Linked DNA regions of Homo sapiens: region 1 is linked to region 2. Evidence: read pairs that join two places in POLR2A ChIA-PET (ENCODE). Cell type or tissue: endothelial cell of umbilical vein. All regions are shown on one strand. Links, peaks and the distances in the headings refer to the core of each region. The heading gives the core; the rest is flanking DNA.

Region 1 (4,401 bases), core at 245-4,244, 310 kb before region 2:
AAATAAAATAGATAGGGTTGGACGCGATGGCTCACGCCTGTAATCCCAGCACTTCGGGAGGCCGAGGCGGATGGATCATGAAGTCAGGAGATCGAGACCATCCTGGCTAACATGGTGAAACCCTGTCTCTACTAAAAATACAAAAGTTAGCCGGGCGCGGTGGCAGGGGCCTGTAGTCCCAGCTACTCCGGAGGCTGAGGCAGGAGAATGGCGTGAACCCGGGAGGTGGAGCTTGCAATGAGCCGAGATCGCGCCACTGCACTCCAGCCTGGGCGACAGAGCAAGATTCCATTTCAAAAAGAAAAAAAGAAAAAAAAAGAAAAGAAAAGAAATAAAATAGATAGTAATTTATTCCTGGTTAAAACATCACGCATTATTAAGTTTGCTTTTACTAAAAATTAAGTGGAGAAAATTAAAAGACTAAGAAAAGTATTCATATTGAAAATAATGGGTTTTAAATACTTAAGAGGAAATAGTTTCTAATAAGATGCACACAGGTTAAACCTATGTCGTCAGAAGTGGAGATGACTTTAATCAACTGCCGATCAAACTACAGGGAGTAATGGGTAAGTGCCAGCATTTGCTAAGCACAATGGACTTAATGCTGCCCCATTACAAGGAAGCAAATAAAGGCCTCTTTGTTAGAATATAAGGCATTGCAGAAACAGGCTACAGAGGCTCACACTGACCTTCTAGTTAGTCATTTTCTTTCTAAAAATTTCTAAGCATAGACTTAACATTTTTAAGTGGCTTTGATATTGATGGGCGTCATGAAAGTAACCACACAGTCAGTCCTTCAAAGATTTAGTATACTTGAGTGTTATTTATGGGTAAGATAGGTCAGTGAGTATACCAGAAAATGCAGAATAAGAGAAAATACAAAGACAGAAATTTGAAGGGAAAAAAGAGACAATGCAGGTTGAGCAAAAATAATAAATAGAAATAAAAGAAGACAGACCAGGGATTTAAGAAGGGGACAATGGAGATGAACCCCACAGGAGTAGAATGGAAGCCAGGAAAGAATGGGAAGCAGATAGACCAGGGTTTGAATTTTAGCTCTCACACTTAAGAACATAGCTAAGTTTCTCAATTTTTATATGCCTTGTTTCATGTGTGAAATGGAAGTAACCATGCCTACATTACAAAAGTATTGAGTAATTAAGTAATATATGTGAATGTGTTCAACACATTGTCTGGTACCTAACAGGCATACAATAAATGTTAAATTCTCTTTCCTCATTACTTGTACACAAAATACAAGTAGGAAGGAAAGGAGGAGAATAAGGAAAATAATTGTCCAATTAAGAAAAAACAACAATTAATCCTAAAACTATGATAATGGAAAAGATGAATATTCAGTGAACATAAAGTAATGAATCTTTCTAAAAATAAAAGACCCTGAGGTGAGTGAGTAGAAGTAGGAAAGCTGTTATAGAAGTATAGGCAAGAGATCATTCAACCTTGGACTGAGATGGCAGTGGTGCCCATGGTGAGGACTATTCAGGATTGAAATTTATTTTTAAGTTGAATCTCTCGTTGGTCTGTATTTAAAGCATGAAGCAAAAAGATGAAATCTCTGAACAACTGGGTGAATTATGATCATTTCTTAAAATAAAGCATCCTGGAGGTGGAGCAGGTTTGGAGGGGAAAATCAGTTCTGTTTTGGCCTCATTAAAACTGAAATGCCAGTGAGACCCCCAGTAGGTATGTCAAGTAGAAGATCTAAATGTGGATACCACAAACAGAAATAGGGCATTTAACTCTCTAAGCAGGGAGTATTGCTAGAGAGAGTTTATTGCTGCACCCTGAAGAATTCCAGCTTGTAGTGCTTAGAGAAGTGACAAGTGAAATTTGAGGAAACAAGGATAGTGTAGCATCAAGGAAGAATGTGCCAAAAGTTGCTCAGTGAGGTGAGGTCTAAAAAACATCCATCACATTTAGACATGTGGAGGCAGTCAGGGGCCCTGTAGAGAGCATTTCAGCAGAATGCTTAGGACAAAGCCTCAGGTAATACAATACCACCCCAACAAGATCTGAAACCAGCCTGTAATCCCAGCACTTTGGGAGGCCGAGGCGGGAGGATCACGAGATCAGGAAATCGAGACCATCCTGGCTAACACGGTGAAACCCCGTCTCTACTAAAAATACAAAAAATTAGCCAGGCGTGGTGGCGGGTGCCTGTAGTCCCAGCTACTCGGGAGGCTGAGGCAGGAGGATGACTTGAACCCAAGAGGCAGAGCTTGCAGTGAGCCGAGATCATGCCACTGCACTCCAGCCTGGGCTACAGAGTGAGACTCCGTCTCAAAAAAAAAAAAAAAAAAAAAATCTGAAACCAGTATTGGGTTTTCTTTCCTTTTGAAAGGCCAAATAACAGATTGCAAAATTTCCCACTTGAAAACCTTCCAGTGAATTCCTATTACCCTCAGAATAAAAGCTGAACTCTTTACCACGACTTCCAGATTCCCAGAAGATCTGGCACTTGTGGTCTTACCTCCATCCAAGAGCAGCCTCACCCAGCCCTTCCAGCCCTACTAGCTTCTTGCTCTTCATTAAGAAGCCAAGTTCCCTTCTATTAAGAGCCTTTGCATTCATTCTCCTCTAACCTGCGTGGTTCCTTCCCCACTTATGTGCATAGCCTTCCCTGACTACTGTATATGAAACCTCTTTGGGAGGCCGAGGCGGGCAGAGCACCTGAGGTCAGGAGATCGAGACCAGCCTGACCAACACGGAGAAACCCCATCTCTCCTAAAAATACAAAAATTAGCCGGGCTTGGTGGCTCATACCTGTAATCCCAGCTACTTGGGAGGCTGAGGCAGGAGAATCGCTTGAACCCGGGAGGCGGAGGTTGCGGTGAGCCGAGATTGCGCCACTGCACTCCAGCCTGGCAACAAGAGCGAAACTCCGTCTCAAAAAGAAAAAAAAAAAAACAACCATACCTCCTCCACATCCTTTAGGTAGTCAAGCTTACCTGGAGATTTCTTTTTCCTATGAAAGAAATCTACACTAGGTAGGCTATTTCTGATCTTGCTTTGGCAAAAAGTGAGTTGGAAAAGGCAAAGAAAATCTTTTGAATACAGGCTCACATGATTACAGAGCTACTGACTTACTTAAAATGCTACCAGCGACAAGATTCCAATGGTTTCCAGTAAGGGACTCTTCATTCACCTACGCTCTAAGACAAAAACCCACGACAACAAATAAGATAATACGTTTAAAATTACTTAGAAAAAATAATGGGTTTGAGGAAAAGTGAAAATGAAGTTTAAAGTTTACCATTTCTATAAGTTTGTACTCCATAGTTCAACTTAGTCTTAATTTTCTAGTTGGTCCTAGGTCCTGCGGTGTTCTTTCAAGTCACCATCATCTGATTCTGCAATCCCACTGTAAACCATTTTTAGATTTTGTCTAGATCTGGGAATATCTCAATCTGAAGATCACTTTTTAGTTACAGTATGAAGTATTTTCACCTTCTTAATCACATTTAAAATACAGACTATCTCTTATTAAAAATAATGGCATCCAAGTGATTCATTCAATGCCTACCTTCTAATGTCAATAGTGAGAAGACTTCTACTAAGATAGTTACAGTGGGGATAGAAGAACATGGACAGACTTGAGGGATACTTAAGAAACAGAACTGTAGGAAATTGAGAACCAATAGTGAAAAGTAAGGGGAAATGAGAAAATAAAGATGAAGGCCAGGTGCAGTGGCTCATGCCTGTAATCCCAGCACTTTGGGAGGCCGAGGAGGGTGGATCACTTGAGCTCAGGAGTTTGAGACCAGCTTGGGCAACATAGCAAGACTCTGTTTCTACTAAAAATAAATTTTTTTTTTCTCTAATGACCTGGTTTCTGGCTTAGCCCACTGGATAGGCAGTGGTGTCACCTCAAGGCAGAGAGAAAAAAGGTTTGAAGAATGGGGGAAATATGTCAGTTTTGGGCATATTGAATTTAAGGTACTTGCAAGAAATGTATTTTAGGCAGTTGGATATAGAGTTTAGTACAGATTGTGTTACTGTGTATGTTAAGTGAATGACAACCTTGCAGTAGTATCTAAACCTTCTTGGATCCATTACTACATTTATAAAATGAGGGTGTCGTACTGATCTTTAAGGTGCCTTTCAGCCCTAAAACTTCAGTGAATTCAACTTTATCATTTTATTATTTAAATAATTTGGTTTGGATCCCCATTTTCTTCTTAGACTCTAGAGAATCATGTTATTGTTAGCACTTTAGTTCAGCAGTTTTAAACAAAAACTATTAACCAGTTAGAAGCTTGTGAATTCATACAACTTTGTTTTCTCTTAAATTTTAAGGGATTGCGAATCATTTGCTTCCCCTACCAACGGAAGACATATATTCAAGCTTGCTGGACTTTCTTTGGATGAATACAAGAATTT
Region 2 (4,401 bases), core at 188-4,187:
AGGGTTATGTGTACATACTAGTTTCACCATTTGGGAAACACAGTAAGTAAGAAGAGAAAACAAGATCAGTAGTTCTCAAATACTGGTGAGTCAGGAAGGCTGCAAAAAATTATGAGGAGAGCCTGCTAAAAAATATAGCTCTGTAGGCTCCACCATTAGATTCTGCTATAGCAGCTCCAGGGCCAGGAAATCTATATATTTTTTAATTCCTCAGGTCCTCCTAATACACAACTGGTTTGGGAACCATCGGGCCCAGTGATCTCTGATGCTCCTTCCAACTTGTAGGATGTGAATTTCTGTGCTTAGTTATATAAGAGGTAAGTCACAATTTTAAGAATATTTTAAAAAGGCAATTGGTACTTCAAGATTAAGATATTATAAAAGGAATGTTATCAGCCAATAGGAATGGGCCTCAGTCAGGTGCTCGTTGATAAAAATTTGCTTACCTGTTTTACCCTCTCAGAAAGAGACATAATGATGTGCCCAAACAGTTTAATTATTTGCCCTCGGGAGTACTTGAAAAGGTTCTTCCTTTGGCCTCTTTATTTGCAACTGTAAGTTCTAGTTGAAAAGAACTAAAACGCTTCTCTCAAATGAGTTAGATGTAGTTTATCAAACTATGTATTATATACAGCAAATTGCAAATGAAATAAAGTATGGTCACAATCTGGTCTTGTATTTACTATTAATCCCTTTAAATTCTGGTGTTAATAATTCCATGCACTCATTCATTCTTTTGTTCATTTAGTCATTCACTCAGTAACGAATTTAAAGTTCTAACTATGAGCCAGGAACTGTTCTAGGCCCTGGGGATGGGGACACAGCAGCGAACATGAGTCTCCTTCCTTTCAAAGCTTACATTCTACTTGGGAAAGTTGGTAATAAATAACTAAAGTATTACATGATGTTAATTGTTAAGGAACATAAGACAATGTAAGGTGATAGAAAGTGGCAGGAGCTGGATGACAGTGTTATTTTTTATAGGTAATCAGGGAATGCTGCTCTGTTATGGTAATATGTTAGCAGAGACCTGAAGAAAGTTAGAGAAAAGTCATGGTGATATCTGGGGAAAGCGTATTATACAGAGGAAACAGCCAGTGCAAAAGTCCTGTGGCAGGAAGGTACTGGGTATGATCTAGGATCAGCAAGTGGCTACAGTGGCTTGCATGGAGTGAGTAAGGGTGGGATGTTGGAGATGGGTCAGAGAGTAGCAAGCCGTCATCATGGGGGCTTGACAGGCCAATTTTAAAGGCTTTGTATTTAACTCTGAGAATCAAGGGTGGATCCAGGATTTGTAGGGTTTGAAGCTTATAATCCTGAGGCTTTCTATAAGTAAAAGAATACAAAATTAGCTACGAACCTAATACTTATTTGGAATGAAAAAAATCATAATAATATCAGTTTTAAAAGATACTACACATACCACAAAATCCAAAAAAAAAACCCAAACCGTAATAATTTTACTAACTGTGACACCTCTCTGTATTACTTTTTTCTCCTTTTTTTTCTTTAAAGGTATAAACAAAGTTAGTTGCATTACTTTTTCCCTCTTCATTAGTTTACACTGAAATAACTGATTATTCATATTATTTTCTAACATCATTTTCTATAGGAAGAACTGAAGATAATTCAGTCTTTAGCTTGTTGGGACAAAATTTATCTTTTTATTGTTGATTTCATGGAAAAAACCTTCTTTAATTTTATAACTCATTACTGCTAATGCTATGTATGTTTTTTAGAATTGTCGTCAATTTGAGAAAACTTTTCTCAACTTTCTTTCTTTATATGACCATAAGATTTGTAAGAATTTTCTGTGTACTCGCTTCTGGCTGCATATATTTCAACCCCCTTTTCTCCTCTACTAGCCACATATTTCTGGTATGATGAAGACAAGTTCTTATTTTATAATCTCAGGCTGTGAACTTTAATGTCACAACATAGATTGGTACAGAGAATGGCAGAAGTATTCCTGGAAGCCATTCCAACACCAGGAAAATTTTTACACTGAAGTAACTGTGAACCACAATAATACATCCTACTAACCCAAACTAAATGCTTCTCCAATTCAACTTCTCCTTCCCTGGGCCCTAAAGTGTCTGTCTATTCTCACACCACTTGACTTAAAGAGAAATGTGACAGAGGGAAATAAGCAATAAAGAGCTTTGGTAAAAATATCTCATATTTGCAAATTTTAAAAAAAAATGACCACATGAGCACATTGCCAGAGCCCCTTCCAGGGCCTTGGAAGAGCCCTGTGCAATGAGGGGCCCTCAATCTGCAGATTTATTAGCTTCAAGAATGATCAACCTCTGGTGAAATGTGAAGTCACTGGAGGGTTTTGAGCAAAGTATTAACATGACCTAATTTCTGTTGTAAAAGGATAATTTTTTCTGGGGAGTAGAATATAGGGGAGCAAGCCTGGAAGCAGAGAGACCAGTCAGAGGCCTGAAGTTTAGGTTGCAAAAGAAAAGCAAAAACGCAGACATAACTCATTCTGGGTGTTCTAGGAAAGCTGACTCGATTACTCATTAAGCTATTGATTTCCTAACAATTCATGCCTGCCTGTGTCAGCTTTGTTTCCTTTCTTAGCTACTGTTGAGTCAGCAATTGTACAGCATTCTCTTGATCTTTTCTCTTCTCATTGTCTTTAAAGTTCAAGTTTTATCAACAATATTTTTGTTATTATAGCGATTTCTCTTCCTATTTGCTGCTGCCTAGATGCCTACAGTGCTGGGTGAATGATAGGCCTTTACCTACACTATTTCAGTTCACAGTATCATTGCTATCTGTGTCTGGGTTGAGAACTTCCCAGGAGAACTCTTTCCTATTATTTAGAAACCCTTTAGAACCTGGTAATTTATCACTTCATATTATTGTATATCCCTTTGCCTGATGAAGAACTATCCAACTCACATCTTCAAGGCCTTTAGAGTTTAATAATTTTATTACATTTTGGGGGAAGTTAACTTTATGTTGTGTTGCATTAGAACAGGGATTGGCAAACCTGTTTTATAAAGGGCCATCCAGAAAATATTTTAGACTTTGTGCACCATATGGTCTCTGTCAGAACTACTTAACAATACTATTATAGCAGCAAAGCAACTATAGACAATTACGCAAACAAATGAGAAAATGGCTGTATTCAATATACTTTTATTTACATAAACAGGCCTCAGGGCCGGATTTGGCCTGCAGGTTGCAGTTTGCTGACTCCTGCTTTAGCAATTTCCTCTAGCTGTTTCATGTTATGTGTCCCAAATCTTAATCTCACGTCACCCCATGAGTCTAGAGTCTCCGTCTTTAAAATGAGGACCCTAATATATGTCCTGTGTGCTACATAGCATTGTTTTAAGGGTCTAATGAGACATTAGTTATAGAAATCTGCTAAAATTTTAAAGTGGCATATGTCTGTATATTTCTTTCTCTTTCCTACCACCCTACAACACATTTCCCTGCCTCCCACTCCACCTAAAACACATGTATAAACATTCAATCACAGAGGAAAATTATGGCTTGTTATCTTATTCTTCTCCTGAGCTTTGTGGTGAATGCTGGCTTCCCCAAACATCACCAAACTACCTATAATGGCACAAAGCTGAGTTTGTTCTTACCATGGTAAGAGAGACCATAATGTAGACATAGTCTTAACAGAGCCTCAAAAGAGGGAAGGCAAAGTCAGGAAATTTATTGAAATTTTAGAGACTTAGAGACTCATCTAGATGAAAGTGGGTCTTTCAACGCAGGGCTTGGTTAGAGTTGGATATGGATTATGATACAACAGGTTAGGGTTAATGGACACAATGAGGTGAGAATTCTGACGAGGGGTTCAAAGAGTCTTGGGGTATACATTATCATTTAATGCTTTCTATTGAAAATTGATTGGTATTTCAGGAAGTTGCTGGAATAAAAAATAAATTCATTTTTAACTTTTATTTTTATGAGCAAATTTCCTGGAATAGTAAAATTACGTTTATGACCACTTTGAAGTAGTAAAGTCATGTTAATATAGTCAGTAAGCTGTGTGGATGTAGATGATTTTGATTTTGTCTTAAAAAGAATATTGGAGACATTCTGTGAGAAAAAGACAAGGAAACGTAGATAGGATTGCAGGTTTTACTTAGCAAAGAGCAGAGAATAACTAGCAGAAAAGAAGACAATGCTATAGAGAAGAGGGGAAGAAGGGGCCAGGATGTAAAGGGTGTGTCAGCCAAAGTTTAAGGAAAATTTTGAAATAGAAGAGAAACTTTGGGGGACTAGAAACTAGGATATAAGTTATGGCAAGAATGTCAAAAATCAGAAAAGAGAATATTAAACCTATCAAATATAAATTGTTTCCAATTAGTTGTTCTGGCTGCACAGTTTTATTTTCATGTGCAAATCTGTCTGAAGACTGAAAAATAT

The links. ChIA-PET counts read pairs that join two places held together with the same protein. Peaks named below come from ENCODE experiments on the same cell type or tissue, not always from the same donor. Only the 100,000 strongest peaks of a DNase experiment are listed, where the experiment ranks them.
Region 1: POLR2A ChIA-PET joins it to region 2 with 5 read pairs; 2 of 35 experiments call an interaction of 5 or more read pairs at or near these places.

What each region holds. Positions count from the first base shown.
Region 1 is chr15:38,358,772-38,363,172 of GRCh38, reverse strand. No RefSeq gene overlaps it. Among named protein-coding and RNA genes, the nearest start is that of FAM98B, 93 kb to the left of the region's middle. In endothelial cell of umbilical vein, for the core only: no CTCF peak of the experiment used is centred there; no DNase peak of the experiment used is centred there.
Region 2 is chr15:38,048,850-38,053,250 of GRCh38, reverse strand. The region is part of intron 2 of LINC02345 (long intergenic non-protein coding RNA 2345); the gene reads right to left. Among named protein-coding and RNA genes, the nearest start is that of LINC02345, 11 kb to the right of the region's middle. In endothelial cell of umbilical vein, for the core only: no CTCF peak of the experiment used is centred there; a DNase peak (open chromatin) is centred at 2,580; H3K27ac peaks cover 449 bases.